Regions from separate parts of the Mus musculus genome. Here all the other regions are linked to region 2. Evidence: chromatin loops called from intact Hi-C (ENCODE). Cell type or tissue: gastrocnemius. All regions are shown on one strand. Each heading gives the region's core, and the rest is flanking DNA. Links, peaks and the distances in the headings are about the cores only.

Evidence for each region. Peaks named below come from ENCODE experiments on the same cell type or tissue, not always from the same donor. Only the 100,000 strongest peaks of a DNase experiment are listed, where the experiment ranks them.
Region 1: a loop joins it to region 2, with 5 times the contacts of the local background. A loop is called at or near these places in 18 of 42 quality-filtered maps.
Region 3: a loop joins it to region 2, with 3 times the contacts of the local background. A loop is called at or near these places in 18 of 42 quality-filtered maps.
Region 4: a loop joins it to region 2, with 6 times the contacts of the local background. A loop is called at or near these places in 18 of 42 quality-filtered maps.

Annotation. Positions count from the first base shown.
Region 1 is chr3:108,060,102-108,068,153 of GRCm38, reverse strand. No RefSeq gene overlaps it. Among named protein-coding and RNA genes, the nearest start is that of Gstm4, 19 kb to the right of the region's middle. In gastrocnemius, for the core only: a CTCF peak has its summit at 6,434; DNase peaks (open chromatin) are centred at 5,296 and 6,483; H3K4me3 peaks cover 263 bases.
Region 2 is chr3:107,949,707-107,957,758 of GRCm38, reverse strand. It overlaps a transcript of Gstm6 not described here. Among named protein-coding and RNA genes, the nearest start is that of Gstm6, 10 kb to the right of the region's middle. In gastrocnemius, for the core only: a CTCF peak has its summit at 4,264; a DNase peak (open chromatin) is centred at 4,146; H3K27ac peaks cover 473 bases.
Region 3 is chr3:108,051,142-108,059,193 of GRCm38, reverse strand. No RefSeq gene overlaps it. Among named protein-coding and RNA genes, the nearest start is that of Gstm4, 10 kb to the right of the region's middle. In gastrocnemius, for the core only: no CTCF peak of the experiment used is centred there; no DNase peak of the experiment used is centred there.
Region 4 is chr3:108,014,541-108,022,592 of GRCm38, reverse strand. Gstm1 (glutathione S-transferase, mu 1) reads left to right here and starts at 4,620. Exons shown (of 8, transcript NM_010358.5): 1 at 4,620-4,853; 2 at 5,167-5,242; 3 at 5,645-5,709; 4 at 5,993-6,074; 5 at 6,165-6,265; 6 at 7,553-7,648; 7 at 7,730-7,840. The coding sequence starts at 4,818. It also overlaps the pseudogene Gm12502. In gastrocnemius, for the core only: a CTCF peak has its summit at 4,477; DNase peaks (open chromatin) are centred at 4,525 and 5,015; H3K4me3 peaks cover 1,987 bases; H3K27ac peaks cover 2,500 bases.

The sequences.
Region 1 (8,052 bases), core at 5,251-7,750, 110 kb before region 2:
ACCTTCGGAAGAGCAGTCGGCGCTCTTAACCACTGAGCCATCTCACTAGCCTATGTGTGTGTTTTAAAAAAACAGGGCTGTGCCGGGCAGTGGTGGCGCACGCCTTTAATCCCAGCACTTGGGAGGCAGAGGCAGGTGGATTTCTGAGTTCAAGGCCAGCCTGGTCTACAGAGTGAGTTCCAGGACAGCCAGGGCTACACAGAGAAACTCTGTCTCGAAAAACAAAACAAAACAAAATAAACAAACAAAAAACAGGGCTGTATAAGTAGCCATAGTGTCATGATTGGCTGGCACAGTCTGACAAAAGATTGAGAGCATGCATGCTGAGAGGTGGGGACAAGTCCAAATCTCTCTAGGCAAGAGAACGAAAGCTCAGAGTCCATAACTTTTTCTGAGAGCTCATGTTAATAAGTGACAGTGTGTCAGAGTGTGTTAACGTTGTCACTGGGGCAGAAACCTGGGGTAACTTAAAAGAAGGAGAAGTTTATCTTGGCTCACATTCAGAGGCCTGCATCCGTGTCCACTTGCTCCTTTCGCTATGGACTGGTGACAGCACAGCACTCAGTAGAGGGAGCATGTGATGGAGAAGGTCCCTTTACCTCCTGGAGACCAGGAGGCATCACACAGGGTCCTAATATCCTCCTCAAAGGCAAGGTACCAACTTCTCTAACTCCGGGGCCTCCACTAAGGGCACTCTTTTTTTCAACATAATATTTTTATTATTATTTGGAAATTTCATTTCATGCACCCTGATCACACTCACTTCCCAGTCGTTCCAGCACCCCTCTCCCCCATACTTGTGGTCCCTCCCAAAAAGAAGAAAAAGGAAGGGGAGAGGTCAGGGGAGCGGGAGGGGAGGTGAGGAGGAGGAGGAGGAGGAGGAGGAGGAGGAGGAGGAGGAACAGCAGCAGCAGCAGCAGTGTCACACTCCCAGTAGCCATCCCCATAAAGAAAACTTCCCCACCCCACCCCTGCAGAAGCCATCAACTGTGGAGAGCCACACTTTAACATCCTTATCACGATTTTTCTTTTTAAAAGATTTATGTATTTATTTATGAATTTATGTATTTATTTATTATATGTAAGTACTGTAGCTGTCTTCAGACACACCAGAAGAGGGCATCAGCTCTTATTACAGATGGTCATAAGCCACCATGTGGTTGCTGGGATTTGAACTCAGGACCTCTGGAAGAGCAGTCAATGTGAAAGATCCTGACAGAATGTAAAAGGACACAGAAGCCCTGAAATTGGCAAGATAGACGTCAGTGTTAGCAGAACTAGCTTCACTGATTTAGAAAAATAGAGGTGCACAATGCTCTGGCCACTCCTTGAACCTGTGTGTCTGCCAATGTTTTGACCAGATATTGGTTGCTGAGAAAGAGTCAGAAAATCTCCCCAGCAACCACAGCCTGGCCAATCCTGAGTTGCTACACCTGCACCAGACTCTTTCCTTGTACCCCTCCCATACCCATTTCTTGAGAATAGACATTGTTTAGATCTGGAAATCCCCTACACCCCCCTTCTCCTTTCCCCCCTGAGGGCCTATAAAAACTGGGACCTCTTTCCTCTTGAGGTCGACTCCTCTACCCCTGCGTGGGATATGAGTCGTCCCCAGAGCTCTGGCTTTCCCCGAATAAAGCCTCATGTGGTTTGCAACAAGCTCAGTCTATCGTGAGTTCTTGGGTGTCCGCTATTGTCCTGAGGCCTGAGCGAGGGGCTCCTCTTGGAGTCTTTCAAATGCTCTTAACCACTGAGCCTCTCTCCAGCCCCTCACATCATGATTTATTTTTTAATTTTTCAATTTTTATTTTTATTTTTTTTTTGTTTTTTTTTGTTTTTTTTTTTTTGACAGGGTTTCTCTGTATAGCTCTGACTGTCCTGGAACTTACTCTGTAGACCAGGCTGGCCTCTGAACTCAGAAATTTACCTGCCTCTGCCTCCCAAGTGCTAGGATTAAAGGCGTGAGCCACCACTGCTAGGTGCTTATCTTTGAGTTCCTTTTCAATGGCTTTCTGCCTAGACTGTTACTCTTTTGTTGTTGGTGATGGTGTTTTGTTTTGTTTTGTTTTGGTGGAGTAGAGTGGGGACAGGGGTTGTCACAGAAACCTTCCGTGTCTGTCTTTCTCAACCATGAGTCTGCAATCATCAAAAGTAGTTTCCTTGCCCTTTGCAGTCAGCATGGATCACAGACTTCCACGTGGTTTCTGGTGACAACGTGGGCCATAGACATTCACATGGTCTAGGTGTCAGCACATACCACGGACCTCAGCATGGTCTCCAGTGGCAGTAGAGAGCATGGATGTCACCATGGCCCTCTGCTGCTGCATGGGCCACAGACTCCATCATAGCCCTCGGCAGCAGTGAAGGCCAAGGACATCAACACGGAAGGGCACACTTTTGAAGGCAGGCTCCCAGTGTCTCTTAGCTCCCAGGATCTCCTCCTTCTCTGTTCCTACTGTCACCGCAGCGGTGGCCCTGAGCACCCTGGGGGAGCCCCCGTGATCGTGGGTCTTAGGAGATGCTTTGGGAGTGACAGTGGAGACTCAGGCACACTGTCCCCTCCCAGGGCTCAGCGCTCCCAGCCCACACCAGCCAGCCAACATTCTATTTATCATGTTCTTTTCCTGGATTGTTTCATTTTCAGATCCTCACAGCTCACTCGATAGGATCTCTTTTATTAGCCACAGTTCACAGGTGGATCTCTCTCTCTCTCTCTCTCTCTCTTTCTTGGCTTTGGATTTTTAAAAACTTTTTATTGATTCCTTGTGAGGTTCACGACATGTACCCTGCTCAGTCCTGCTCATCTCCCTGTCCCCTCATATCTACCCTTCGCCCTTGCAATCTTCTCCCACTGCGTGTGCACACACACACTCATTGTGGAATCTATAGTGCCCCACAGTATATCCCTCTGTTCTCACGTCTTCCCTTGTGAATGTTCAATACAATGAGTCATTGGTCTGGTTCGAGGTCTCTGGCTTCTGTGACATCATCAATACTGTATCCTCCCTGCGACTCCTCCCAGTTTTCCTGTTGTTGCCCTGGGTCATGGAGATCCTGCAGCCCTGGATCAGCAGGACCGGCCCCATCACAAATCCCAACCATTTGCAGATGATACAGATTTGGGGTAGGCCAACTTAGAGCCCTGGATTTGGGTCTGGATGGCAGACCAGCTCTCCCTTATCTGCACACCGGGACAAGCTGTCCAGCACTGCTCCAGCTAGGCCACCTCGTGCCTCCGTCTGCAGGAGGCAGGATCAGCTCTTTTGCTCTCATGCCCTTGGAACCAGATCAGACATGCCCACATCTCCAAAGCCAGCTCCACTGTGCTGTCCCGTCAAGGTGCAGGGGCTCACTCTCCCAAGTGCTGCAGCCTGGGAGGGGCTGGGCCAGTTCTCCTGCTCTCACACCCCCAGGGCTAGCTCAGCCAATGCCTTCACCATAGAACCAGCTCCACTGTGTTGCCTAGGCAAAGTGCAGGACTCACTCTCCTGAGTGCTATAGCCAGTGAGGGGACAGGGCTAGCTAGCTCTCTCAACTCTTATGACCCAGGACGAGCTCTCTGGACTACTGCAGGTGAAGCGGGGAGGGCATCACCCCACCACCACCACCACACCACACCACTACAAGGCTGATGAGTGGTGGGGCCAGCTCTCCCACACTCTCACCCCCTGGGCTAGCTCATCTGAGCCCCCTCCACCAGAGCCAGATCTATTGTGCTGGTCAGGTGAGGTGCAGGGCTCCATCTCATGAGTGCTGCAGCAGGCAAGAGGTAGGGCCAGCTTACATACTCTCATGATCCCGGGGCCAGTTATATCAACTGCTGCAGGTAGTGAGGGGGTGAGTGAGTGGAGGACATCTACCTCACGGCAGATGAGTGGCAGGGCTAGCTCTCTCTTGCTCTGTCCTCAGGGCTAGCTGTCCCTCTCTGTCTAGGGACAGCATTACTCTGCTGCCCAGGCAAGGTGCACAGCCTTCTCTTCTGAGTAATGAAACCAGCAGTGGGCAGAGGTAGCACAGGTGGATTGTCTAATCTGCAGATTAAGGGATTTTCTGGTTGCTCAGTGTTGTGATGTGAGAGCCAGGCTTTCCAATTCTCATTTGACTCCAGATTCCAATCTGAGCCACTGTGGCGTACCACCTCTAGTGTTCTAGAAACCTCTGGAGTTTTGCAGGTGACGTTAACTTGGAACATCTGAGTTTCACGTTGAGATGCAGTGATGCTCAGCTGGTGTGGGGAGGTGCTTACAGGTTGTGACAAAGCAGGAGAACCCACAACCCACTGGTCTGTCACTAGAGTCTGACTTGTCTGTCCTGCTTGGTAAGCTGTATTTTCTTCTGTGTTTCTCTGCCAGGGGTCACCCAGGGTAAATTATTTTATATTATTCTGTTTCTTTTATTAATCAATTTGACACTTCCTTCGTCTGTGGATGCCACCAGAATAACCGTTTTTCTTTTTTTTTTTTCTTTTTCATTTCAAATATTATCATTTTTTTAAGATTTATTTATTATTATATGTAAGTACACTGTAGCTGTCTTCAGACACACCAGAAGAGGGAGTCAGATCTTGTTACAGATGGTTGTGAGCCACCATGTGGTTGCTGGGATTTGAACTCTGGACCTTCGGAAGAGCAGTCGGGTGCTCTTACCCACTGAGCCATCTCACCAGCCCATAACCGTTTTTCTATGCAGGGTTTCTCTGTGTATCCCTGGCTGATCCGTAGACCAGGCTGGTCTCAAACCCAGAGATCCTCCTGCTTCAGTCTCCTTAGTGCTAGGAATTAAAGGTGCATTCCACCACTGCTTGATTTAGAATAACTTTTCAATAAATAGGTCTCACATACACACAGGCGCGCATGTGCACACACACGAACACACACATGAACACACACCCGAACACACACACACACACACACACACACACACACACACACACACAATTTCCTCCTTTCTTTACTCTTCTACTGCATCAAACTGTTTCCCTGGTCCTCCAAATCTTGAGCCTCTGCTACCCAGCAGTCACTTCTCCCAGGCTGCTTCTCTGGTCTCTTCTTTGAGGTTTTCCCATCGTGTGTGTGGGTCATGTGTGGGTCTTGGAGCTACCCTCTGGTCTCTCTGCCTTCTGCTGCCCATCTCGTCACCAGGCAACCCTGTCTCCTGAGAAGGTCTAGGAGACACTTCTTCTGCAGTTAGCTGCTCTTTGCGATTCTTCCCTCAGAGCTTGGAGTCAGAGGCTCCTGTGCACACAGACATGGGGAGGAGAGAAGAGGAGCAGAGCCTTGGCAGTGCTGGCAGAGGGCCCAGGTTGGATGGGTTTGTTAGACGTTGCCACACTGGCAAGGAGATGATGCCCATCCTGGAGATGAGGCCTCACACGCCGCATCCTCAGCTGGGCCTCTAGAGATGGCCAATCCTGGAACCGACTCCGTCTGACCTAGGATTGAACAAGGTGCAATAAAGACTCAAAATACCAAGCAGAGCATTTGCAAAAACGTCAATCAGGAGCACTTTGGGGAGCCGGAGGTTGAAGCCATGGCTTTGAGAAGCAGGAGTCAGTCTTGCATTACCTCTTTTTCTGTATCAATGTGGCCCTGATCAGAGACAGGCTACTCTACAGTTCAGTGCCTTTGTGCATTCGGAAGGTTTTCCCTCCATGGCTGACACTGCTGCCTGTAGGGAAACTTGACCTTCAGATGCAATGGCCAAGAGAGGCTCTTGTTAGATAACAACTTGTTTTATTCTTGTGGTGGCCTTGGCCTGGGGTCCCCAAGGCCTTCCAGATTCAGCTGAGTTATCAATGATACCTCTGGTTCTTAAAAAATATGTTTTAAATTTATTCTTTGATAATTATATATATGCAATATATATGTTATAAAATATATGCAATTTATCTTGACCATAAATTTATCTAACTGCTGCTGCCGCCGCTGCCCCACTACTGGCTCTTGTGCCTGAGGTTGCTACCTGGCTGGGCGTGGAAGCTGCAGACAGCCTCCTACGTGAGCCTATATTGGCTGATGGTCCAGCTGCTCCTGTTCCCACACCACTCCAGTCCAGTCGCTTGTCAGAAGTTGAGTATCTGTACAGCTGGAGGTGTTCCCAGATGGCCACGTTTTGCATATTCACATCAACGTATCCCCAGGGACCCCACTGCAGGGAATCTTGGTGTATGGCTTGTCCCCTCTCCTCTGTCACATTCTGTCCCCATGAACCTTGCTGGGCCTTTGTATTATGTGCAAACCCATGGCTGTTCTTCACCCATGCCATCTTTGTAGGAATGAGGAAAAAGGTGGGTTCCTTGGGAAGATAGCTCTGGGTGTGATAGCTCACGGAACTGAAAGCGACTTTTGTTAAAGAAAAATATATGGCTGTGTGGTGTTTGCTGATTGAAGACAGTTCTTCCATAGAGTGGGCTAAAAGAACCTTAAGGCCACTGCCTTGTAGTTGCACATTTTGGACAATAGGGGTCACTGTAGGAATTGTTAATTCAAGAAACCTCGTGGGGATTTAAATCTCTAAAGCATACTAGTTACTTCAATTTGCAGCCGGGTTGACTGGTGATCAGGACGTCTAGTCACTTTGGGTTGTCAATGTTTTCCTGTTTCACTTGTTGACCCAGTAGGTCTGTGGTTAGCTCTAGCCCCAGTGGCAGGTTTCTGAAGGGAATCCGGGGTTGTAAACATCTAAGAGGAGGAAGTTGCAGTCCACGCTCCCTGTACACGATATCAGCATTTGCAAATGGACAGGAAGTCTGCCCAGCTCCCATGTGTCTGAGGAGCTGGGACCCTTGTCAATAATAGACATTCACTCAGGACTTCATCTGCCCCTCATAACTATAAACACTAATACCCGTCTTGTGGGTTTAACTATTGTGAGCAGATCAATTGTGTTTATAAAATAAAATCAAGAAGCATAAAAGTATAAATACATATCACTGTAGTTAGGACTTGTGTGCATCCAGCTTTATAACTGTATTCATCTAAATATCTTAATGAAGTCTTTAAAAAAACCAAATTTTTATTATATTGTGTACAGGTGGGCACGCACATGCCACAGAATATATATGGAAGCCAGAAGACAACTTTATGGACGCCAGTTTTCTCTTTTTATTTTTATGTGGGTTCTTGGGATCAAATTCAAGTCAGCAGGCTTGTGTGGTGTTAAAAATCAGACTGAAGGGGCTGGAGAGATGGCTCAGCGGCTAAGGGCATTTGCTGTTCTTCCAGAGGACCTGATTTCAGTTCTGGCTCCATGGGATCTAACGACACCCCTCTGACCTCTGCAGGTACCAACATGCATGTACACAGATACACATACCTACACATAAATTGTAGTAGGAGAACAGCCCGAGGCCTACATGAACGGGGTATTTCTGGAAGGCAGGCTGGGGCTGAAAGAGAGAGAGACTAGACGGTGAGAAAAGAATGAAGCCAAGACAAATGTTTCTCTGATCAAGGCCCAGCCTGCCTTCCAGAAATACTCAGTTCATGTAGGTCACGGGCTGGCCTCCTACTACAGATTGGCTCCCGAACCAGGGGCCTGGAAACGGCGGGAAAACACTGAGGGACCGCTGTCTTGTGTGGAGCTCCAAGAGAAGGGAAGAAAAAGAAGATCGTATTGGGCACAGTGAGCAACAGGTATTTATGCTAGCGCTGGTTTTAAACTTCATTTTTTAAAGTGTTGCTGGAGGTGCGATAGGATACTGGCTAAGTTGGAACAGTGCTGACCCGGCACTGATTCCACTTAGGGTTTGGCAGCGAAACATGTGTGGGACTAAAAACTTTGAATCAGGCAGTTGTCTGTAGTCAAGGACTGCATCAGGGGAGAGGAATGGGGTTTAAAATAATAAAATAAAATAAAATAAAATAAAATAAAATAAAATAAAGGAAATTGGATTTTGAAACTCTCCCAGAGACAGAGAGAAATCGGGGGACACCCTGTGTTATTCTCTCTGGTCCCTACAGCAGAAGTTCTCTGCCCTCTTTGTGTTGTCTAATGTCTGGTGCACCAATCCGTTCATGTGTCAATTCATGTGTGCTTTGTTTCGTTGTCTGA
Region 2 (8,052 bases), core at 2,804-5,303:
AGAGTTTCTCTGTGTATCCCTGGCTGTCCTGAAACTCAGAGATAAGGCCTGCCTCTGCCTCCCAAGTGCTGGGACCAAAGGCATGTGTTACCCTCACCTGACCTAAGGTGTGTAAACTTTAGAATGACAAATGCTTAAGGTATATGAGACTAGAACAGTTCAGAGAAATGTATGTATGTGTGTGTGTGCTTGTGTGTTTGTGTGTATGCATTTGTGTGTGTGTGTTTATGTGTTTGTGTGTACATTTGAGCATGCATGCATGTGTTTGTGTGCTGTGTGTATTGTGTTCATAAGTGTGAGTTAGTGAGTGTGTACGTTTGTGTGTAGGTACGTTTGTGTGTGCTTGTGTGCTCATTCAAGCATGCATGAATGTGTGTGTGCATGTGTGTTCATGTGTGTGAGTTTGTGCGTGTGTGAATTTGTGTCTGTGTACACTCTATTGTTATCATGCTTTTGGCAACCTTTCACTGAAGTTCTCTTTAAAGTTTCAAGTTACTTTCTGAGTTTGGACACAGCCCAGAAACCTGAGACTGGCAGGATAGTCATATCCAAATGCCACAGTGGATTCTACCACAGGTGGTGTACTCAGCCAGCCCCTGTGACATAGTCTGTGCTTCCATTCTTAGAGACCTACCTTCTCTGACTTGAGTGTTCAGATGGTCTCTGCCTGTCCCCTGTTCCCTATACTACATCTTTGTGGTGTCAAACATTTACTGAGCACTGGGTCACAATCTGAAGTCCTGCCCAAGGGCTGCAGCGTGGCAGCCTTGTCCTTTGACTTGCAAACTCACTTCAGTTTTAAGTTCCAACCTCTTTCTTCTGGCTCAGTCCTTTCCTCCCCTGGAAGAGTTATTCTGTCCTTTGAAGAGGCCCCTATTCCCCGGGTTCTCTACTGCTGATGCCAGTCACGTTCCTTAGACATGCAAAGTCAACCACAGGCCAGTTGCCTGCCTCCACCTCTTGGTTTTGAACCTTCAGAGAAGGTCCTTTGACTTTAAGTCAGAACACTGGTACAAGGGACAGTGTCCTTGGTGTCAGGCAGCTAGGCTGGCCTTAGCAGACTGAGAAGCCATTTGAAGACAAACTGAATTGTCACAATCAGTCTTCTGCTTTCCCTTTTTTTCTTTAAGAAAGGGAGACATTGCGATTGCTTCTCCTTAAAATTCAAATGCCAAATGAGATGAAGGTATCAGAGCGCGCCGCGCGCGCGCGCGCACACACACACACACACACACACGTATTTACATGTGTGTGAAATCTGGTGTCTTCTTCAATTACTCTCCACCTTAATTTTAAGACATGGTCTGTCACTGAATTTGTAGTTCACTGGTTCAGCTAGACTGACAATCCAGGAAGCCTCCTGTCTCCACCTCTCCAGTACTAGGATTATAGGTGCACCCTACCATATCTTACTTTTCAGTCAGTTCTAGGGAATCAAACTCATGTTTGATGTGCTCGTTAGGTTTTTGCCAACTTAACACAAGTAAGAGTTATTTGGGAAGAGGAACCCAAGTGAGAAAATGGCTCCATCAGGCAAATTTGTAAGGTATTTATTTCATGATTGCTGGGGGAGGACCCAGCTCACTGGGGAGGAGGGTGCTATCCACTGATAGCACTGAGTGGTATAAGAAAGAAGACTGAGAAAGCCAGGACAAGCAAGACAATAAGCAGTGTTTCTGTGTCAGGCTTCTGCTTCAATTCCTGCCTCCGGGTTCCTGCTTGCAGTTCCTGCGCTGACTTCCCTCCATGATAAAGTGTGACCTGAGAGCTGATGCAAACCTTCCTCAAGTTGCTTTTGGTCATTGTATTTTATCACAGCAAGAGCAACCCTAACTAAAACACCTGGCAAGTTGTTACCAACAGAGCATTTCATGAGTGTAAGTATGCAATTTTACGTTCTTCTTGCCTTTAGCTCCAGGAAGTGACCATGCTACCACCACCCCCCCCCCCCCCGGGCTTCCCTTGAATCCTCAGACAAGAGGCACACACATACTTTGTTCCTTTTCCACTTGCCTTCTTGTACAATTGCTGGGTGTTACTATTTCCCACCCGGAAAAGCGTGCCCTTATTAATATTTTTTTCTCCGCTCCTCCCACCTGCCCTAAACGTCAGTGGCTAGTTCCGCCTATCCCCTGCCAAACATCCCTAACCACCCACCTGTAATAGTGGCCACAGGCTCCAGCTCCTCCAGAGACCTCACATGGCTGCCGGGTTCTTCTCCCTCCAAAGCATGGTAAAAAAACTCTTCCTCTCCTTCCTTGCTCTCTCCTCCAGGGACCCGGAAGTTCTGCCTGTTCCTTCTGCTCAGCAGTTGGCCCCAGCTTTCTTTACTGATAGATCAAGAACCAATTGGGGCCGGGTGTGGTGGTGCACGCCTTTAATCCCAGCACTCGGGAGGCAGAGGCAGGCAGATTTCTGAGTTCGAGGCCAGCCTAGTCTACAGAGTGAGTTCCAGGACAGCCAGGGCTACACAGAGAAACCCTGTCTCGAAAAACAAAACAACAACAACAACAACAACAAAAAAAAAAAAACAAAAAAAAGAACCAATTGGGGAATAGGACCTTAGCATCAGCACCGCCACCCCCTACAGCTGAGTTTGTTTTAAAATTCATTTATCAGTGATACTGTGGAGGTTCAAATAAGAATAGCCTCCATAGGCTCACAGAATTGACTGCTTAGTCACCAGGGACGGATACTCTTTGAAAGGATTCAGTATGGCCTTGTTGAAGGATGTGTTTTAGTGGGGGTCAGCTTGAAGTCTCAAGAGCCTAAGCCAGCCCCAGGGGTACTTTCTTCCTGCTGCCTTCCAATCCAGATGTAGGATTCTCAGCTACCCTGTCTGCCTGTGTGCTGCCTTGCTCCCTGAATAAATAGACGAAACCGCTGAAACTGTGAGAAGCTCCAATCAAATGCTTTTTCTTTTAAGAGTTGCCATGGTCACAGGATCTCTTCTCAGCAACAGAGCAGTCAGCAAGACAAACACTAAACACCTAAACAACAGAAACTTGGCTCTAGAGTAACATTGGTAAGATATGGTATTTGAGTTTTAACCTCCAGTCCCAGGTACCACAATGTCACGTAGAGCATTTGAAACCCTTTTTCATTCCTAGACATGCATGCATCAGGAGTCTGGGCCATACATAGCTAATGCCAGGGAACTGGACAGGCCTTGTGCTTCCTAGAACCTAGGCAGATACTCCATGTCTCCTCTAAACAGGATTCTGTAGCCCTTGGAAGCAGGGGAGAGATCTGTGTTCTTTTTTTTTCCTTTTTCTTTCTTTTTCTTTTTTTTTTTAAAGATGTATTTATTATCATACACAAGTACACTGTTGCTGACTCCAGGCACACCAGAAGAGGGCGTCTCATTGTGGGTGGTTGTGAGCCACCATGTGGTTACTGGGATTTGAACTCAGGACCTTCAGAAGAGCAGTCAGTGCTCTTACCCGCTGAGCCACCTCGCCAGCCCTGTCTGTGCCCTTGAGCACATGCTTTACCACCCAAGCTAACTCTGACTGTGAGCTCTGCGCATCCTCCATTGTGCTGGTGAGTGTGAGGTTTCTACCGCAGACTAATCGCTGTCAGTGGTGCTGGGAAACCCTGAAGTCCTTGTGCCCTCTGTGCCTGGGTCTTGGACTGAGCTCACAAGCATGGCCAAAACGCTGACTGATTTATGTGCCCATGGGCTTGATGATGAAAGGGATGAGTCTCCAACCAAATCCCCTAAAGGAAACACAGAGACAGCTTGCTCTGCTGTTTGTCACTGTCCTGGGGTCATTCCCATGTCACTTCATATTCCCATAACCCTGGGCTGTGCAGACAATGAAGTTTTGATAGCTTTCAGACTAGAAGAGTCCCAGAAGCAGTGATGCGTGCTGGATTAAGCTCTCAGGTTAGGGGCCATAACTTTTTGGTCCTTGTATTGAGGGGAGAGCCTCCTTGGATGACAAATTCTCACAGTCTAGGTGTGAAAAGTGAGCCCAGCAATGAAAGGAAGGAGAACCACTTCATTCTCTGCCTATCTGGCCCATCTCCAGGGGGCACTGCCAACTTCCTGAGAACCCAGCAGGGGGAGGGGCTGTAGGCAGAGAGCCACTAGAGCAGGCCTGCCAATCACTGCCTTTGGTATCTGAATACCCAGACCTGCCCCAGAAGATGGTAAAGTTTGGACTGGATCTCATCACCGGCTGGATAAGTTGGGCTTCAGGCCATGAGGGTTGGTTCATTTGGGAGTGAGATAGGGAGGGCTCAGGAACTGCATGCAGGCAGACAGCGCCCCCTATGCACTGGCGGCTGAAAGTGAAATCATCCAGACGGAATGAAGCCTGTCTGCTCAGTCTCCAAGGCTAGGGCAGAAAACGTGCCCAAGTCTCTGGGTTATTGGGATATCCGTGAGGTGAGTAGAAGGTAGGGCTGCTGAGTGGGAAGAGCCCTAGATTGGCACACACTGAAGAGTTAGGCTGGTTCCAGGAGATAGCTCCTCTTCAGCATGTTCTAGAGTCTCCCGTCTCTTCCTGTCAGCAGGCCTCTGACTGTCCCCATTTTCTTGTTAGGTATAGAGATGGAGGCTTCCCTAGAGGAGATGAAGTCATGCGTTTATGATCTTACTGTGACTTTTGTTACCTGTTATCTTTCACAGCTGGGTCACGCCATCCGCCTGCTCCTGGAATACACAGAAACAGGCTATGAAGAGAAGAGATACGCCATGGGGGACGGTAATGACATTCTTCTGGTCACACTCCTCCCCAACTTCTGTCCACTGGTGCCAGGAAACGTCTACCTATCTCTCTGTTTCTTAGCTTTGTGGATCTCCTTCAGGCGAACCCAGAGCTTATCCCTTCCTGAGAGTTCCAAGGCGGTGCAGGTGCAGCTTTGGTTTTCAATAAATAACCCTGGGAATGAAGCGCTGGCTCCCTCCCCACCTGTGGTCATGTAGGGTTTGCTTAGCACTTGCCTGTGTTTTGTGTGTACCCTAGTCAGGTAGGGCCTACAGCCTTTGAAGGAGTATTCTCGTGTAAAATTGTGGGATGTAAGATGGAATGAGTCAGATCAGATTCCCATACCTCAGGAGGACTTGCCCTGACATTTTGGGAGGATCCCAGGGAAGGGAAGGATGTACGGAGGAGAGCTTTTCACATTATCTTATCTATCACAGCTGCTGTTATGAATGAAGCCAGCAGCTGAGTGAAAACTTCAAGCTGGGCCTGGATTTTCCCAATGTAGGTGCAGGGGAGGGGAGGTTTGGGGAAGACACGGTGATCTCACCTCATCTCCTGGTCTGGCTGAGGGTTTAGGATCAGTGTTTCTGCTCTCCTGCTCCATCCCTGCTGGCTGCACAGTGTTCTGTGATGGGCTGTGTCCCAGCTCTCTCATTCAGTGCACACTGTGCCCATGGAGAGCTTCCCATGGCAGGCACACTGAGTGCCAGGCCCCGTGTCTGCTCTCACTCAGGGAAGGGATGCTGAGACCCCATATCCCATCTGACCATCCCTGCTTGTCTATCCAGCTGTCCTACTTAATTGATGGGTCACACAAGATCACCCAGAGCAATGACATCCTGTATCCCACTGCCTATAAGGATGACCTGTGTGGTTAAGGCTGGCTGCAGGGTTAGGAACAGAAGCCATCCCTCTTGGCTTGACTGGGGCAGGATGCTGAGAGTGAGTCTGTGCTGTGTGTGTTGCAGATGAGCAGATAGAGAAGGAGAGGATGTGTGTGTAGATTTTGGAGAACCAGGCAATGAACACTGGCATGCAGATGAGCATGATCTACAGTCCTGATTTAGTGAGTCCTCACTGTGTGGGGCAGACAGAAGTTTGCTGGAGGAGTTAAAGGCTTGTGTTATTATCTACACTTGTCCTGTTTAGTATCTGAACTTATTGCTCTGATTCTTCAAGCTTCCCAATTCAGCCAACACACACCCAATTCTTATTAATAAATACTTTATATCAATGCCTAGAAATCTTTGGTATTGTTGTGGCAGCCGTGACTGGGCATTTGGTTCCTATATAATACATTCATGTACTCAGAATTCTTTGCAGCTTTGAACTTGACCACCACAGTGGACCATCTTGCCTTGTTAGTCACATACCATCTGCCTGCTCCCTGAGTGCACAGATTCAAACCAGAAGAAAATAAAATAAGCCTAATATATTCAGAAATCCACCTAACAGTTTTCTCAGAGCGTAGTCCCTGGTAGAAGAAATTATCAGGGTCTCTTCCTGATTGGCAGTTCATGGTCAGCCTGAGGATATTTGTCCCTTCCGACATCAAACGTGTTTCAACTTTGCTCATGCTGCTCAATATTGACCCTGCTCTGTGTCATTCTTCAAGAATAATTGTGTCTCTTGTTAACTACCTTGCTTCCCCTGTTCCACTGGATTTTCAAGTGCAGACCTTATGAGCAACCCAAATGTATTCCTGGCTTGGATGTCAGCGGTGACAGGTTCGGGGACAGGCATTCTCATCTAACTTCCAGTCACCACCTCTGAGTCAACTCTGCTACCAAGCAGGACTCTGATTATTACAACAGGAACACATTACATAGAAACCTATGTACTGGTGCAAGCACCGTATAGAAAGGAGGCTTCTCTTCTGCACAACGCTATGAGGCCAGCCTTTCTCTAGAACACCTGTGTGTTCTAAGGGTTGTGACAATTGTTTTCTATCTTAGGAGAAGTGAAAACCAGAGTTCTTATAGGGCCTCCCAGATCAGCTGAAGGTCTGCTCTGAGTTCCTTAGGTAGCAGCCATGGTTTGCAGGGGACAAGGTAGAGAGGGTAGCAGGTGGGCAGGAGGAGCTGCCATTCTTCCCAGGCATCCGGATCCCACCTCACTGAGCCTCACTTCCTGCAGATCACCTTTGCAGACTTCCTCGTCTATGATGTCCTTGATCAGCATCGAATGTTTGAGGCCACGTGCCTGGACGCCTTCCCAAACCCGATGGACTTCGTGGCCCGCTTTGAGGTGATGCCCTGGTCCTGCTTCCTCTTGGATGCCCTACTTTCCAGGTTGCTTCCCTAGTTTTGATCTATTGAACACTGACTTTCTGCCAGGACCCATGTTCAGCCTCCTAGATCTGCGGAGTCGATTTATCATTGCCACACGAAGGCAACCTGGATAGAATTAGCTGTCATGATGAACAGATAGGGACCTGAGACTGTGTAGGGTAAGCTACTTGCTCAGCATCCTAGCATGCGCTGAAGCTGTTCTGGGCTCCTCCTGACTGCCTCTAGCTTCTAAAGGTAATGGACCTAAACCAGCTAGTTGTTCTTCAGTGACAGGGTCCTAAGTGGGAAGTGGCCAGGAAATGAGAAAGATAGAAAAGATAGAAATAGTGAAGGTAAGGCTGGGGCTAGCAGGTCTTGCACAAGCTTTGTCTTATGCCGAGGAAAGTCATGAAGACATATAGCCGTCTTATATACTATTTCCAGTGGAGAAATGGGATGTAGTCAGCTAAAAGCTAAGGAAGCAATGTTGCAAAAGGGAAACAGAATGTCTCAAGAACAATATAATCTGAGCATACAGTGACCTTGGGACAGATAACCATAGCCCTGTACAGTGGCAAAACCTGGATTTTCAGGATCAGAAGCCACAGAGTCTTCAAGGCTCTAACACGAGGCCATTATCAGCTCAGCCAAGAACATCCCTGGTCTTAGAGAAGGAGCTGTGTTCCTTCTCCATACATCAGGGTCTCGGGGAATGCCTAGGGTCAGTTCCCATCATGCACACAGGACAGAGTGGCATCTGTCAAGGCCAATAGCATCCTATTGGTGACATAATCAGGCCCAAGGTCACCTGGAATGATGTCATCCTGTGCATCATTGCCCCTTACTTAGCTCAGCCTATGTGTGAGGGTCTGGGTGCAAGTTAGACGTGGGGGAAGGTCTGATCAGAGGCCTCCACTTGAGCTTACCAGAGAGAAACCTACCTGTAACTTGGAACATGTTGGAGGATGGCCCTGCTGGGCATTGTCCTTACGCCAAGTCTCAGCTGCTGCCTGTTACAGCAGTTAAGAAGTAAGCACTCATAGGCAGATGTGTGGGTCACTGTGAAA
Region 3 (8,052 bases), core at 306-2,805, 100 kb before region 2:
ACTGGCTGCTCTTCCAGTGGTCCTGAGTTCAATTTCCAGCAACCACATGGTGGCTCACAACCATCTGTAATGAGATCTGATGCCCTCTTATGGTGTATGCAGACAGGGCACTCACATATATTAAATAAATAAATACATCTTAAGAAGAAGGATGAGGAGGAGAAGAAAAAGAGTAAGACAACAACAGGAGGACTAGAGAGGAGAGAGAGAGACAGAGTAAGAGATAAAAATGCCTTATTTTAGAATTTTCCCTAGGGTTGAAGAGTACAGCCATAAATCAAACCTGTTTCAAGGTGGCAGGTGTGTGTGTGTGTGTGTGTGTGTGTGTGTGTGTACAGGGGATACCGAGTTGTTTGTTTAGAGTGAGGGATACAGAATGTCTGCCTATGCAGTGGCTGAGGAGGCCTGGCCTCACTTCTGAGACAAAGAGGAGGGAGCTACAGGGTCTGTGGTCTGATGTCTCCAGCCTTTTTGTTGTTTCTATAAAAAAGAAATAGAGGAATGGCTTTATAGGAAAAGGAAAGTAGAGAAGGGACCAAGGGAACCTGGTCACTGAATTCAAGTCTCTGGCTTCCTCAAGTTGACTATTGAGGTGTAGTAGGGTCGTGGGGGGGGGGTGCTTCTTTTGTAGCTGTTAAGTCAGGCAAGGCTCTAAACACAAAACCTGCTCCTATGACTGACTGATTCCTTCCAGCAAGGCTCCACCTCCTACCCAGACTGTAACCTTCCCAGATACTGCCACGGAGTGCAGGAGACAAGTATTCAAATACATGAGCCTACCGGGACCATTTTCAATCTAGCCACCACACCTCCCCTCTTTTCCGTGGTCTTTGAGGCAGAGGTTGGTACCAGGATTTATGAAGTGGGGAAATATTGTCCATATAAATGCTGAATGGCAACCTGGGTAAATCGAATCAGCAAGCAGAATAGAGCAGGGCTCACAGGTGGAAGACTCAAAAAGTAATTCCAGGAAGAACCACAAGTGTAGATCAGGGATTCTATGACAAGCTTTGATATTATTTTTGGATTGAATTTGTTAAGAAGGAGGGATGAGGTAAATAGAAGTGTTAATGACAACGTGATCACTTTGCTTTTGTTTCTGAGGAGCATCCTCACCGTGTGGCCCTGGCTGGTCTGGAACCCACAGAGTTCTGTTTGCCTCTCTTCCCACATGTTGGGGTTTAAGGTGAGGTTAACCTGTGTAGGTTAGCGGAGGGGATGGGGAGAGCATCAGTGGGCCAAGAGGATGCTTCACTTTTTTATTGCTGTGATAAAACACCCCGATCGGAGTAGCTTTAGGAAGAAAGCTTTTATTTTTTACTTACAATTCTTGAGTGGGTAGAACCAATATGCCCTGAAAGGCAGTCTGGAATTAGGGTGGTGGGAGACAATGGGGGTGGGGGGAACTACAACACAGGAGGTAGGGCTGGGTTATAAAACCTCAAAGCTGTTGGGCAGTGGTGGTACATGACTTTAATTCCATCACTCTGGAGGCAGAGGCACATGCATCTCTTATGAACTTGAGGACAGCCTGGTCTCTAGAGTGAGTTCCAGGATAGTCAGGGCTATACAGAGAAACCCTATCTCAAAAAATCAAAACAAACAAAAATAAAAGTCTTAAAAACCTAAACAAAACAAACAAATAAAAAACAAAGCCATAAAACTCATCCCTGGTGATGTGCTTCCTCTACAATACTTCACCTTCGCAAACCAGAACCAAGTGCTTACGCACGTTGGGAGACGTTTCTCATCCAAGCCATAACAGACAGGCGTTACTAGAATTGGTTTGTCCTTAAAGTTTATTTCATTAAGCAGTTTGGAGTTCCCATAATAGGAATATTACACCATACACAGAGGTAAGCAACAACAGGCTGAGTACTAATAAGGCTAGAGTAACTCAAGATAATTTTGGCTTTGGAGTTGTACCAACTTTTCTGTTATGCAGAAAAGAACAGCTCTCCATATTCAATGATGCTATAGGGTTTACCAGGTGAGTTGTCTTGGAAGTTCTAACCCAAGCCTTTTGTTGCTTGATCTAAAACAATGATGGCCCTGCATACCTGCCGTCCCAACAATCCCAACACCGGGAGTGGGGGAAGAGGCAGGGTGCTCTGAAGTTTGAGGCCAGCCTGTGGCTGCATAATAAGACCCTGTCTCAAAACACACAGGAGCGAACCACCTTTGTGGGACTCCCTACCCTTGTGGATCATTGGCCATTTGGGACCACAAGGGAGAGGGAGTGGAAAAGCTGAACAGAGGGTCCGGAAGCCCTGTGAATACAGATGGTAAACGACCACACCGGGACCCCTCGACGGTAGGCAGATCAACTTTACTTAGGGTGATTCAAGGCTTATGAAGTTTTTGGGGACTGATAGTAGGGACATCCAGGATGGGCAAAGGTCACTGGGGGCTTAGGGGACCTGGAATGCCTCTTTAGCGTGGGGAAGCATTTCAGGAATCTCAGATGCTGGCTAAACACCTTTTGTCAGGAGAAGGGAAATTGATCCTATAAAGTAATTGAGGCTCCATGACATTCCTCAGGTAGAGGAGAGTCTGGGGCGTAGAATTCCCCAGACAAGGTCAGAGAAGGAAAAACTCTGTTAATAAAGGGAGTCCCCCATTACACACTGAGCCTCAGAAGGCTATCAGGTCAATGGTAGTCTTTGACTTTAATTAGAATTTTCCCTCCCACCTTGAGGCTTTCAGTACAGTTAATGGTTGCTGGCGGGAGGAAGAGATATTTTGAGATATTTTCTTCAGTGGTGTTAGTTGCCCATACCCCTGTAAAGATTCCTTCATACATATTCCTCTTTGGATAATAAAATAGAAAAGGAAAAAGACAGTGCACGCCTTTAGTCCCACATTCATGAGGCAGAGGCAGCAACAGATCTCTTAGTTTGAGGCCAGTCTGGTCTACCCAGTGAGTTCCAGGACAGCCAGGACTAAAGAAAAGAAAACAACAACAACAAAAACCAAACAAAACCTCAACTAAGAATAAACAAACACATGGTGGCGCACGCCTTTAATCCCAGCACTCAGGAGGCAGAAGCAGGTGGATTTCTGAGTTCGAGGCCAGCCTGGTCTACAAAGTGAGTTCTAGGACAGCCAGGGCTATAGAGAAACTCTGTCTTGAAAAAAAAAAAGTAACAAAGAATAAACAAACAAAAAAGAAAGAGAAACCAGAGCTTGGGTTCTGGGCCGCGGCTTAGTGGTACAGCTTCTTCAACCATGTGCGGCAGTGCGTTTCTCTCTGCCACTGCCCATCTGTAACAAGACAAAAAGCCTCTGCAAGTCACCACAGCCCACAGCACAGGCACTCGATCAAAGGGGTGGAATCCTTAAAAACTTCATCTTCCACAAATGCAGATGTGTGAAAAAGAACATGCCCTCACTTACCGGGAAGTTTCAGCATTTTCACATGCATGGGCAGTGCTCAGTAAGTCACTGTGGTGGAACTGAATTTCCATAGAGTAAAATTTGCAAACAAAATGGGAAAGCTTGCCGTGAATGAACTCTGGATGTCTTTGTAGAATCTATATTTCCAGGATTCAATAGAATGCAAACCTGAACTATATGGCTTAGCAAATTGTAAAAACTAGTGCTGACAAGTAGGTGAAGAGACCCTAGCTAAAAAAGAAAAAACGAAAGAAAGAAGGAAAGAGAGAGTGAGAGAAAGAAAGAAGAAAGCTGAGAAAGAAAGGAAGGAAGACAGAAAGGAAGGAAGGAAGGAAGGAAGGAAGAGAAAGAAAGAAAGAGAGAGAAAGAAAGGAAGGAAGAAAGGGAGGAAGAGAGGGAGTGAGTGAGGGAGGGAGGGAAGAAGGAAGGAAGGAAGGAAGCAAGCAAGCAAGCAAGCAAGCAAGCAAGCAAGCAAGCACAAGGATCTGAAAAATGCTGGTGAAAGAGTAAACGTAAAAACAAAATTCTAGGCCTTTAGGCCCAGGCTTGGGAATGTGGCCTTTGTGACTCAGTGCTCCTAGGTGTGCTGGTCATAAAACAGATATCGACATCCCTCCACCCACCCACTTCCTGGGTTCAAGGAGTATTCATTCAAAGAAAGTCACCTGACCATTACCGGAACCTGCAATGCAAATGTGCTACTGTTAGGGGCTCTTAGAAACTGTCTTGAGAGTTAACAATTACCAGGTATTCCTTGTGACACTTGTGACTTTGCTCTTCCTTGTGACTCTTAACTGGTATTTTTGGTATTTTCCAACAACGCCCTTCCCACCTCCTTGAGTTGTGGTTTCTTCCTTTAAATACTCCCTTATCCAGCTACTCGGGGCACTGCGGTCCTCTACCCCTGCGTGGTGTATGACCGTGGGCTCGAGAGTGCTCTTGAATAAAAATCCTCTTGCAGTTTGCAGCAAGATCGTTTCTTGTGGGTGATTTTGGGGTGTCGCCTCTCCTGAGTCAGAACGTGGGGGAGTCCTCACGTTGTGGGTCTTTCACTGGCACAGGTGCTGGACTCCAAAGGCCAGGGATTCTGGAGGGCTGGTATCCAAGGCAGTGGCAACAGGCTTGGTCTCCACTTTCAGAGATAAGTTAGCTTTCTGTGTTTGTTCTTTTTAGCTGGGCATACTGGATGGTGCTGGTGGGAAAGGCTATTCAAAAGAGAGACACGTCTGTACTACCACACCATTGAAATAATGAGCTTCAAGAAGTTAAAAATTTCCCATTAATCCCATGATGGAGGAAGGGAAAGGCTGAAGTCTTTGTGCCAACCAAAGAAGGAACTTGCTTACCATGATGAGATTTCACACAGTCTGACACTTGTCAGACCTCCAGGCAGGACAGATCAGAGCCAAGAAATTGTGAGTGCTGGGTGGGATCAACTTCCTACATTGGTACCCCAAAGACCAACTCGAGTGTCACCTGGCCTCATTATTTGTTCTTCTTTCCAACGTGATGGTGTTGAATAACTCTTCTTTCTACGCTTTTCAATATCACTTGTCTCTTTAATTGGTGTGTTGGGAACAGATGGCTCAGCCTACCTTGTTGGGACTGCCAGATCCCAGGCTCTGACCCTAAGATCCGGTAACAGTACCACACTGAGGCGTTATCTTCCCTGAATAGTCCACTCAAACTCCCACACTAATCTTCTCGGGAAACACCTTCTAGGCAAGCCCTGAAAGTGCTTCACCACATTCTTAGGTTTTTTTTCCACCTAGCAAGATGTGAACAGTATACAAACCCCAGACCGCGCTGATTCTCCCCGCTCAGGCTGGCTGGCTGCCTGTCTTAAGCTTTCGGGATTTCAGCATCTGGGATTTTAATCTTTTGAGGTTGTGATTTTTTTTTCAGGTTAGAAATTTTAATCTCTTGGGATTTCAACAGGTAAGATTACAGCATTTAAGAGCCTGCCTTTTAGGATTACAAGTTATTAGGTAGACACAAGAATTTGCTGTCTCTGGGGAGAAACATGTGTCAGAAGGGGCAGTTTCAGTGGGAAGAGCTAGAGGGGCAAGTCAAATGAATGGCTGTCTGTGACTTGCCTGTGTGTGAGTCAGTCAAAGGCAAAGCCATCACCATTCAGAACTGGACAGGGCCTCCTGATTCCAGACAAATGAAACTAGGTTTTAGGAATTGGGGAGGTGGGGAAAGCCAAACCCATTGTTTGTTGTTGTTGTCAGTTTGTTTTTAAAATTTTAATAAATTTTACTCTGTCCTTATTTCTTAAAATGCAGTAACTTTTAGAGATGCTAACACATGTGTGTTTGTTTTAGCTTTACAGAAGGTTTGAGTAACGTGAGACACATGCTTGTAGAAAGATCGCTCAAGTACCAAGTTATGGTTAAAATAAACCCTTGGTGTGTTATGGGACAGGAAGATGACTACAAATAATGCCATGTGTTCTTCAGAAAGCTGGAAGGAAAGGGTCCGGATGTTTTTAACTATAAAGAAATAATTAAGTGTGAAATATATTTAACATGATTTAAACAGTACATGATGTATAAGCTTATCAAAAATAATGTGATACCTATTATATGTGTAATTTTTATGTATTAGTTAAAAATAAATTTAAAGGGGTTGGACATGTAGTTCAGTTGGTAGAGTGTTTGCCCTGCATGCCCTGGGTTTGATTCCCACTACCACATAAACTAAGTGTTGTGGTGCAGTACTGTGAGCCCAGCATTCAGGAGATTCGGTCTGAAGGGTCAGGAGTTCAAGGTCATCCAGGCTACATAAGAAGTTTGAGGGCAGCTTGGAATAACTAAGACACTGTCTCCAAAATAAGCTAAAAAATTTAAAAATAGCTCAAAAGTTTAGAAAACTTTTTTTTTCCTCTTGGATTATTTTGTGTCTAGAGAAAATGAAAAAAAGATTGGTTACTCTAATTAAAGAAAATAAATAGGCTGGACAGTTATAATTGCACTGATTGCAGTAATTACAGAGAGACCCAGTTATGTGTGCAGAATGGGGAATGGTTTTATGCTTGTTTAGAAAACTTATCACTAACTGATGATTTTTAAAACTTACTTTATTTAGCATGGCCAATAAATCAATTATATTTTAAATGTATATAGTTCAAGGCTTTAAAGCATGTTTTTCTGCTGAGTGGTGGGTGTTCTTGGTTTATTTGCGGTATCAACCTCTCATTGGGTATGAGATTCACAGATGTTTTCCCTACTCTGTTGGTCGCTTCCTGTACCTCGTAGAAGTTTTGTAGCTTGGTGTCACCCTCTTGGCCTCTATTTTTACTTTTGCTGTCTGTGTGTCTGGTACCATCTCCAAGAAGTCTTGCTTAGACCATTGTTTTCTTCTAAGGGTTTTATAGAATCAGGTCTCAAATTTCAACCTCAAACCCGGTGTGACTTGACTTTTATTGATGGTCGAAGGTTTCAGCTTCGTTTTTTTACGGGGAATGAGGAAGGTTAGCTCTTTCACAAATGGTACTTACAGTTAATTATATGCCTTTGTGTCTCTGTGTGGGTGTCTGCACATGAGTGCAGGTATCTAAGAGGCCAGAGGTGTCAGATCCCTCTGGGGCCAGACTTTAAAGGCAGCCACATTGAAAAGAAAGAAGAAAATGGTTGTGAGTCACTTGATGTGGGTGCTGGGAATTGAACTCGGGTTCTTGGGAAGGGCAGTGCTTTTAACTGGTTCAAAATAGTATCTAATTTAAAAATTATGTGCACTTGTCTGTGGTTATATGTATGTGAGTGCAGGAAGCCAGGAGAGGGTATTGGATCTTGTAGGGCTGGGATTGTAAGCACTTGTGAGCCATCCGGTATAGGTGCTGGCAACCAAACTTGGGTTATATGTAAGACTAGTATGTGCTCTTAACCAGTGAATAACTTCTCCCGTCCTTAATTATTTGTTTTTATTGGTACTAGGGATTGAACTCTGGGCTTTGCAGGTGCTAGGAAGGTGCTCTACCACTGAAGCATACACCGAGGTTTTCTATGAGTAAATTTGTAAATCAAGGTACATTTTCTTTTCTTTGCCCTGTGGGTGTCATTATCTCTTTTGCTTGCCTGATTGCTGTGCCACAGCTCTGGTGCTGCGTTGAGCAGGAACTGTGAGAGCTAACTAACATTGTTTGTTTTGTTTGTGGTCTTTGAGTAAGGGGCTGCAGGAATGGGTTAGTGGTTAAGAGCAGTGGCTGCTCTTGCAGGGGAGCCAGGTTGGATTTCTAGCACCCACATGGCACCTTAGAACTGCCTGTAACTCCAGGGCATCCAGTGCCCCCTCTTGACCTTCTTGGGCATCAAGCACATGGAACACAGATATGCATGCTCTTTGAGAAGAAAAATTCCCAGTTTCTACAGCCAATTATGATGTAAGCTTTTTATTATGTGGACGTGTCTAGTTGACATGTGGGTATAAACATAATCAAAAACTTCTGTATTTATTTTTTGAGTTATTTAATCATGAGAGTGGTTGAATTCCACAAGATGACATTTCTGTATCTATTTAAATGATATGTGGTTTTTGTCTTTCCTTCTGTTAACATGGCAAGTCCAATGGATTGATTTGCATTTGTTGAACCATCTTTGCAAAGGACCAGAATTAGACATTTCTCCAAAGAAGACATGAAAACGTTTAACAGAT
Region 4 (8,052 bases), core at 3,316-5,815, 64 kb before region 2:
GGGTCTTGGGACTTGATGGCAGCCCTGATGAGGTTTTCTTCCTGAATCTGCTGGCCAGACCTTTCTCATGCTCGGTCACAGGATAAGATCTCTTCTAGTCTGCACTGACCTGTTGACCCTCTTTGTCCTGTTGGAGGTTCGACTTGTGTGCAAACAAGCTTTAAAAAGAGCTTAGCTGTGAACCGGGAACATGCCTATGCATATGAAGAGAGAGGGATGAAGCCCTTCGAAGGAGATGGGAGACATGAGCCCAGGAATGTCACTGAACGACACCCACAGAGCCAGTCTGACTGGGCCCCTATTCCACTAACTAGCAGTGTGAAAAGAAAGAAGTTGCTTAAGCCTTCTGCGCCTCAGGTTCCCTCCTGACCAGGGAACATGGTCGGACAGATTTTGAAGGGTTCTTGAGTGGGTGTCCATGTCTGCACTGTGATATCTAGTGTGTTCAAAGCACCCTGCAGAGGGTCTAGTTCCTGCCTTGGATTCCAGCTGTCCCATTTGGTCACGTACCCCTCTCCTTTCTTCCTCATGGGTGACTCTACCATGCTCTGGATGAATGATTTTTATTATTTATTTATTTATTTTTACCAAGTTACAGTATACTATGTGTATATGTAGTTACACATGTGTAGTGTGTAGTGGGGATTTAGGCTCAGAATAAGTAAGTTACAGACATGCTCTCTGTGCCGCCGCCCATGTCTGATCTGTGTAGTTGCTGACAACTGGTGTAACGTGTACATTTTAGGCAGGTTTGTAATTTTGTACAGCCAGTTTCTGGAAAACAGTGCTTGGGAAAACATCGCTAGTATGCATTATTACTTCACTCATTTCTTAATTTTTAAAAACCATATCTTGTTGTATTTATTAGATGCAGTCGGTTAAAACTATGCATCTATGGAAAAAATGTATCCTCAATTTTGAAATCATTTGTTCAGATTTATAGTTGCTTTATTCTGTCTCCTGATGTGTACTAACTTGGAATCTTCCCATGTTGAATAAGGTCTTCTGTCCCAGGCTGGACTTAAAGTTGCTGTGAGGCTGAAGATGACCTTGATGGTTCTTCTGTTCCAGCCCCAGCCTCCTGAGTGTTAAGGTTACAGGTGAGCGCCACCAGCCTTGTTAATGATGTTCTTGGGATTGACTGCAAGGCTTTATGAATGCCTAGCAAGCTCTCTGCCACTTGGGCCATTTCTCCAGTCTCGGGAATTTTCTCTCTCTCTCTCTCTCTCTCTCTCTCTCTCTCTCTCTCTCTCTCTCTCTCTCTCTTGGTTTTTCGAGACAAGGTTTCTCTGTGTAGCCCTGGCTGTCCTGGAACTCACTTTGTAGACCAGGCTGGCCTCGAACTCAGAAATCCGCTTGCCTCTGCCTCCCGAGTGCTGGGATTAAAGGTGTGTACCACCACCCTGATCGCTGGCCGGTCCGAGTCGCCCTGTGACTGCTCTGTTTACCTCTAGACCTGAGTGCAAAGATGGTGGCAGCAGGGCTAAGGACCTGGCATTCCCTTCCCAGGCTGGTGGCAGGTGAGTGTGGTCCGGAGCTAAGTGAGGTAGGCCAGGCTCTTCCAACCTCATCTGATGGCTTCTGGCCACAGCAAGTGTTGGGTGGTGATGGGCAACAGGGGAGTTGAGGAGGGGAAAGCAGTACCCCTTGATAAAGGTGGGGACACGGGAAGCCCCGAATTCCTCACCCATGGCCAATTTCAGAGGGAGGGGAGGGTTACAATCTAAGCTTTGGCCAAGGGTGGGAGTGGAAGAGTGGGGACCATGGCTTGGATGGGGCATCACTTAAGACTGAAGAAAGCAGGGGTGCAGCCAAAGCGCCCCAAGCCCAGCAGTAGTCAGTCCCACAACTGCTACTTGAAGCCTTCCCATCTATTCTAAGGGCCACCACACAGCCGTGGCAGAGGGCGGGGAGGGCAAAGGCAGACTCAGGCCAAGGGCCAGCAGCAGGTGATTGTGTGACGTGTCTGTTCACAGTTGTGTTAGCTGTGCCCACCGCTCCCACAGGAAACCGATTTCAACACCTTCTTGATCCCAGACGTTCAACCAGGCAGACAGCGGTTACACTTGACAGTTGATGTTACACAGCACAACTTAGGTATTTCAAATGGACGAGAAGTTAGTATCAGAACAGTGCCTCAGGATGAAGGCTGAGTGGAGCTTCCTCTCCAGTACTTTGAGGTCTACAGATGTATCTAGAAAATTCACTACTGTGGAAAATGAAGACTTGGGTTGGATGGGGAGGGGAGGCCGGGGCCTTGGTGACTAATTGCTGTAACGCTGTCCTTCCGGTGGCTGTGGCAGCTTCATGTTCTCTTTTGGCATCATCAGGCGCCGCAGTTCCTGCAGGATGACTTTGATGCTGTGGGAGTTCTGCCACTTTGCCAGCACTGCCGTGGCTCTCGGATCCACCACTCCATTCGAACTGCTCACGCCGCTCATATTGACTCTTGTTACAAATTTTACAGACAGGGGTGCCTCTGGGTACTTAGGCCCACACTCTATCTTAAGGCTGTATATTCGGTTTTCATAGATTGTTCGTGGAGGCCCAATTATCATGCCTGTCCATCTTGTAAGTGTCATGCCCTCGTCGTCCTCCAGACCCCAGCTAACTGTGCCATCGCCTACTCCTTTCTGTCCTTCTTCCAATTCTTCTAACAGTCAGAAATTTTGAGGGACTTTTACTCCCGAGCCTGTGGTGGCTGACATCTTGCGCCGCTGTCACTCGAAGGCCGGCCCCTTCTTCACCCCCACCCCGAGTTTTAAAATTTTTAAAGCCATTATTTATAGAATTCTGTGGTTTTGCATGGACCATGTTGAATGTCACCCATTGGCCTGGAAGAAATTACGGAATCCATCTCAGATGTCACTCTATAGGTTATAAGCCAAATTTCCTCCAGCACATTTAGATTTTTTTCCTGTACAGTGTCCTTTTAAGACACTAGGGCTGGCTGCACTGTGAACTTGTGACAGTGCACAGAGACACCCAGAGGATCAGTGACCAACGCTGGGATTAAATTCTCCAAGACAGCACTGGCTGTGACTCCTAGCTTCAGATCTCTCCACGTCTCCAGTCCCCACAGTTCCCTGCTGCCTTTCAGGGACCTTTCTCATTCAAAGGGACAATGATCTCGGACTCTGGGGACCCTGCATTGAGAACTTGCTGTCCTAGCCCTTATCCCTGTCTGCAGATAGATTCTGTCCTCTGAAGGGCTCCAGGGCTCTGGCTCCCTTCCCAGGCCCTCTGAGTCCTTGTCCTAGACAGTATGGATTCCTTCTGCTTTCTTCCACTCCTCCTTCTCTACTTCCCACAGTGTGTGACAATCTGCTGAAGTGCCTCATTCATACTTGCAAAATATGTCCCTGTAGTTCCCACCAAACTGCTGCTAAAGCCCCAGTGACATGGTCACTTTTCGTGCATCCTCACCAAGACCTGCAGAACATGTGGTTTCTTTAATGTCCTAGGATGAGATGGCCTCTGCTTGCCCCCTGCAACCTCACTGCACAGCTCCTATGTGGGTGACATGATATGTTGCCTTCATACCCCGTAGTCCCAGTAAAGGATGATTTAATCCCAAAATGTACGTCCTGCAGAGCAACAGCCTTGGCCTTTGACTTGTAAACTCATTTTAGTCTCCCCTTCCATCAAGCCTCTTGGTTGTCTGCAAAAAAGAAAGTAAACAGGTAGGACAGTGTTCTTGGGAGGACATTGACCTTGTGAAGGTAATACTACAGGGCATATACTACTTGTGAAGGATATACTACTATATATCTCAGGGTAACCTGAAAGGTCATTTGAGCCACCCTGTCATATACAAACGCATGTCCGGAGCCTGGGCCAGGTCCTGCATTTAGGGACAGCTGAGGGTCTTGCTTTGGGCTCCCATGTGTACAGCATCCTGGTATCCCTTGAAAGCAAACTTCTTGGGTCACATGCTCTCCCTCTCTATGGCACAACCCAGCGTGGGCTCTTTTTCTCCCTTGTGCTCTGCTGGGTTTTGTCAGCTGACTGTTGTCCACAGCTGTGGCTTCCCTCAAACTTCCGGCCCCTCTGTGGTTGGTACTTGAATTTAGATTCATAAACACGGCCAAAATACAGATTAGTTTTTTAATAACTGATAACAGTTCTCAAACCCCCTAAAGGAAAATACGGAGCCCTGTTTATCTCTGCCTTGGGGTTGTTTCCATGTCACCGACTGTTCCTGTAACTTGAGGCTGTGTGCGCAAAAATCCGGTACCTGTCAGACTGACAGAGTTCTTTCCATGACGATAAGTGCTACATTAAACTCTCAGGTCGGGGGCTCTCGCCTTTTTGTCTTTAAGCTGAGAGTTGAGCCTCCCCAATGACAGATTCCCACAGTCTGGGTGTGAAAACCGAGCTCTGCAAAAGAAAGGAAGGCGGGAGAACACCCACCCAATGTTCTTTCGCTGTCTGGCCAGACTCCAGGCAAAGTGCTAGCTAGTCTAGGGAGCATCCAGCAGGCGGCGATGGCGGCAGTCGCTAAGAGGGTTTCGGGGGAAGCAGGAGAGCAGATTCTGTTTCAGCGTGTGCAAAACAGAATCCCGGGACAGAGGCCGCTAAGGATCTTAACCCCGCCTCTCCCGGAGAGGGTGTGGCCTCTGCCTTCCGCTTTAGGGTCTGCTGCTCTGGTTACAGACCTAGGAAGGGGAGTGCCTAATTGGGATTGGTGCAGGGTTGGGAGGGACCCGCTGTTTTGTCCTGCCCACGTTTCTCTAGTAGTCTGTATAAAGTCACAACTCCAAACACACAGGTCAGTCCTGCTGAAGCCAGTTTGAGAAGACCACAGCACCAGCACCATGCCTATGATACTGGGATACTGGAACGTCCGCGGAGTGAGAGAGGGGTCCACTTGGAGGGTGGGACTGGGATGTGAAGCAGAAAGTTCTTAAGAGCAGGAGCCCTTCCTACAGCGGGTACTCTTCAGCTCTCACTGGAATCTCCTGCCTGTAGCTCTCAGCGCTCAGTTTACGCACTTGGGTGGCTGTGTGTGTGTGCGTGCGCGCGCGCGTATGTGTGTGGTGTGCACATGCACGTGCGGGGTGACGGCGTTTGTGCAGTGTGGGAGGTCTCAACGGGTGAAGATGAAGTCATACAAAGAAGTCCCCACAATGTCTGACCTCTGTCTCTTCTGGTCATCTCTCCCAGCTGACACACCCGATCCGCATGCTCCTGGAATACACAGACTCAAGCTATGATGAGAAGAGATACACCATGGGTGACGGTAATGCCACCTTCCTGGTCAGACACCTGCTTCCCTCTTACCTATCAAACTATGCCTAGATTTCCCGTTATTTAGCCCTGCTGGTCTCCCTCTAGCTAAAGATAGAGGCTGCTGCTTCCAGAAACCTCTTTGAGAGTGCAGTTTGATTTTCCAATATAGATCATGGAGAATGGAGTTCCTTGGTCCATTTGTATTTATAATTCGACAGAATTCACTACTGGGGTCTTATTGGGTCCAGGCTGCCTTTATTATCAGTTGTTATTCAGACCCTTCTCCACATTGGAAAGTAACTCTCTGTAACAGGTTGCAGAGGCCCTGCCTTAGGGGTTCTTGCTACTGGTCGATAATCTGTAGAAGGGTGGGACAGTGGGGTAATGCCTTTTCACATCTTCTTGTTTACAGCTCCCGACTTTGACAGAAGCCAGTGGCTGAATGAGAAGTTCAAGCTGGGCCTGGACTTTCCCAATGTAGGTGCAGGGGAGGAGAGGTTTGGGGAAGACACGGTGATCTCACCTCATCTCCTGGCCTGGCTGAGGGTTTAGGATCAGTGTTTCTGCTCTCCTGCTCCATCCCTGCTGGCTGCACAGTGTTCTGTGATGGGCTGTGCCCCAGCTCTCTCATTCAGTGCACACTGTGCCCATGGAGGGCTTCCCATGGCAGGCACACTGTCAGGCCCTGTGTCTTCTCTCACCCAGAGAAAGGATTCAGGTACCCCATATCCCATCTGACCCTCCCTGCTTGTCCATCCAGCTGCCTTACTTGATCGATGGATCACACAAGATCACCCAGAGCAATGCCATCCTGCGCTACCTTGCCCGAAAGCACCACCTGGGTGAGTGGGGCTGGCCACAGGGTGGGAGATGGGGGATAATCTCCTCGGCTTGGCAAGGTTGGGATGCCTAGTGTACTGTGTGTGCTGCAGATGGAGAGACAGAGGAGGAGAGGATCCGTGCAGACATTGTGGAGAACCAGGTCATGGACACCCGCATGCAGCTCATCATGCTCTGTTACAACCCTGACTTTGTGAGTGGCCAGTGGGTGCGGCAGACAGGGTTCACAGCAGGAGTTAAAGTCTCACGTTCAGATCTGTAGCATCCTCCTTTGGTAATGATTCTCTAAGCTTTCTGATCTTACCAGCAGGATGACCCTTGTCACCCCTGAGATCTATCACATCAACACAGTGAAACTATCCCTGCTGGTCTTAGGATATGGTTAAGGTTCTGCTGGTGGACAGTTGATCTAAGTTATTCAGTACAGCTGTAAATCTCTGCTAAATCTGTCCATTGGTCTCTTCCAATGTGCCGTCTTACCCAGTGTTTATACCAAAAGCCCCCAGGATGAAATTAGGGGATGTGGAGTAAAAGTGCTTGCTACATAACATGAAGGCTTCAATATGAACTCTTAGCACCCTATAACACCCCCCCACACACACACACACCCAGTGTGGCAGCCTGGTCTTATAAATATAGTGCTCTGGGAGGAGAGGAGGGCTTCTTGGGTTTTGCTGACCACTGAGGCTAGTTGTTCTTTGAGCTCTAGATTTACTAAGAAACCCTGTCTCAGAAATAAGGTGCACAGTGATTGAGAAAGACACTTGGCATCAACATTGGACCCCCATGCACCAACAGGCACCAGTATACTCCCTAAGTGATAAGGAAGCAGATGTCTGACCAGGAAGGTGGCATTACCATCGCCCATGGTGTATCTCTTCTCCTCATAGCTTGAGTCTGTGTATTCCAGACTCAAGTAAGTAAATAAGTTATGTCTACACTGGTCTCACACATCTACCCAGTTCTTTCCCCACAGGTCTGTCTTAGGTACCAATAGAAAAGCAGGACATCTTCCTAGTAGCCAGCTCAGGGTCAGCCAGAGGAACTTTGAGTCCTTTTCCTTTCGGTATTAATCACTGATTAAAACTGAAGCACATCCTTCAAATATCTGATCTGTTCTCCTGCTCCCCGGTGGATCCAGTATAACTGTCTTCTCCTGGTGTCTCTGTGCCCTTTGTTTCTGTAGTTCCGCTGGGTCTCTGAGGCCAAAGCATGCTAGATACTCAGGAGGTTCTGGGTGTGACTCACAGCACCTGGTTTGGACTTCAGTGGTGACAGATTTCAGAGACAGTGTGAAATTTCTGCCAGGCTGTCCATCACCTCTGGCATGAATTCTGTCATTAGTAAAATCGTGACCTGTTAAATGGACTCCTAGACTAGGACCTGGCCCTTTCTTGGAAAGGTGGCTGTTCCATTGCCAAACCCTTTGCTGGGGAGCCTGAGTCTAAAGGTGGTGACAGCCAGCTGTTCTCTGCCTCAGGAGAAGCAGAAGCCAGAGTTCTTGAAGACCATCCCTGAGAAAATGAAGCTCTACTCTGAGTTCCTGGGCAAGAGGCCATGGTTTGCAGGGGACAAGGTAAAGGGAGGGGTGGGGAGGAGGGGTTGCCATCCTTCCCTGGTGTCAGATTCCAGAGCGCTCACCCTTGGCTTCCTGCAGGTCACCTATGTGGATTTCCTTGCTTATGACATTCTTGACCAGTACCGTATGTTTGAGCCCAAGTGCCTGGACGCCTTCCCAAACCTGAGGGACTTCCTGGCCCGCTTCGAGGTGATGCCCTGATCCTGCTTCCCCTTGGGTTGTCTTCTTTCTCGGGTCCATGATGCTTTCTAGTCCCAAGACTAGGAAAATAACCAGGATTTTCTGAGCTTCTGTAAAGAAGCATATTGGGCAATATTTATCCCTTCAAAATTCCAAAAGATTGATGCGATTCTGAGTCCCATTGGACAGATAAGGAGCCTGGTACTACAGAGGGTACTCAT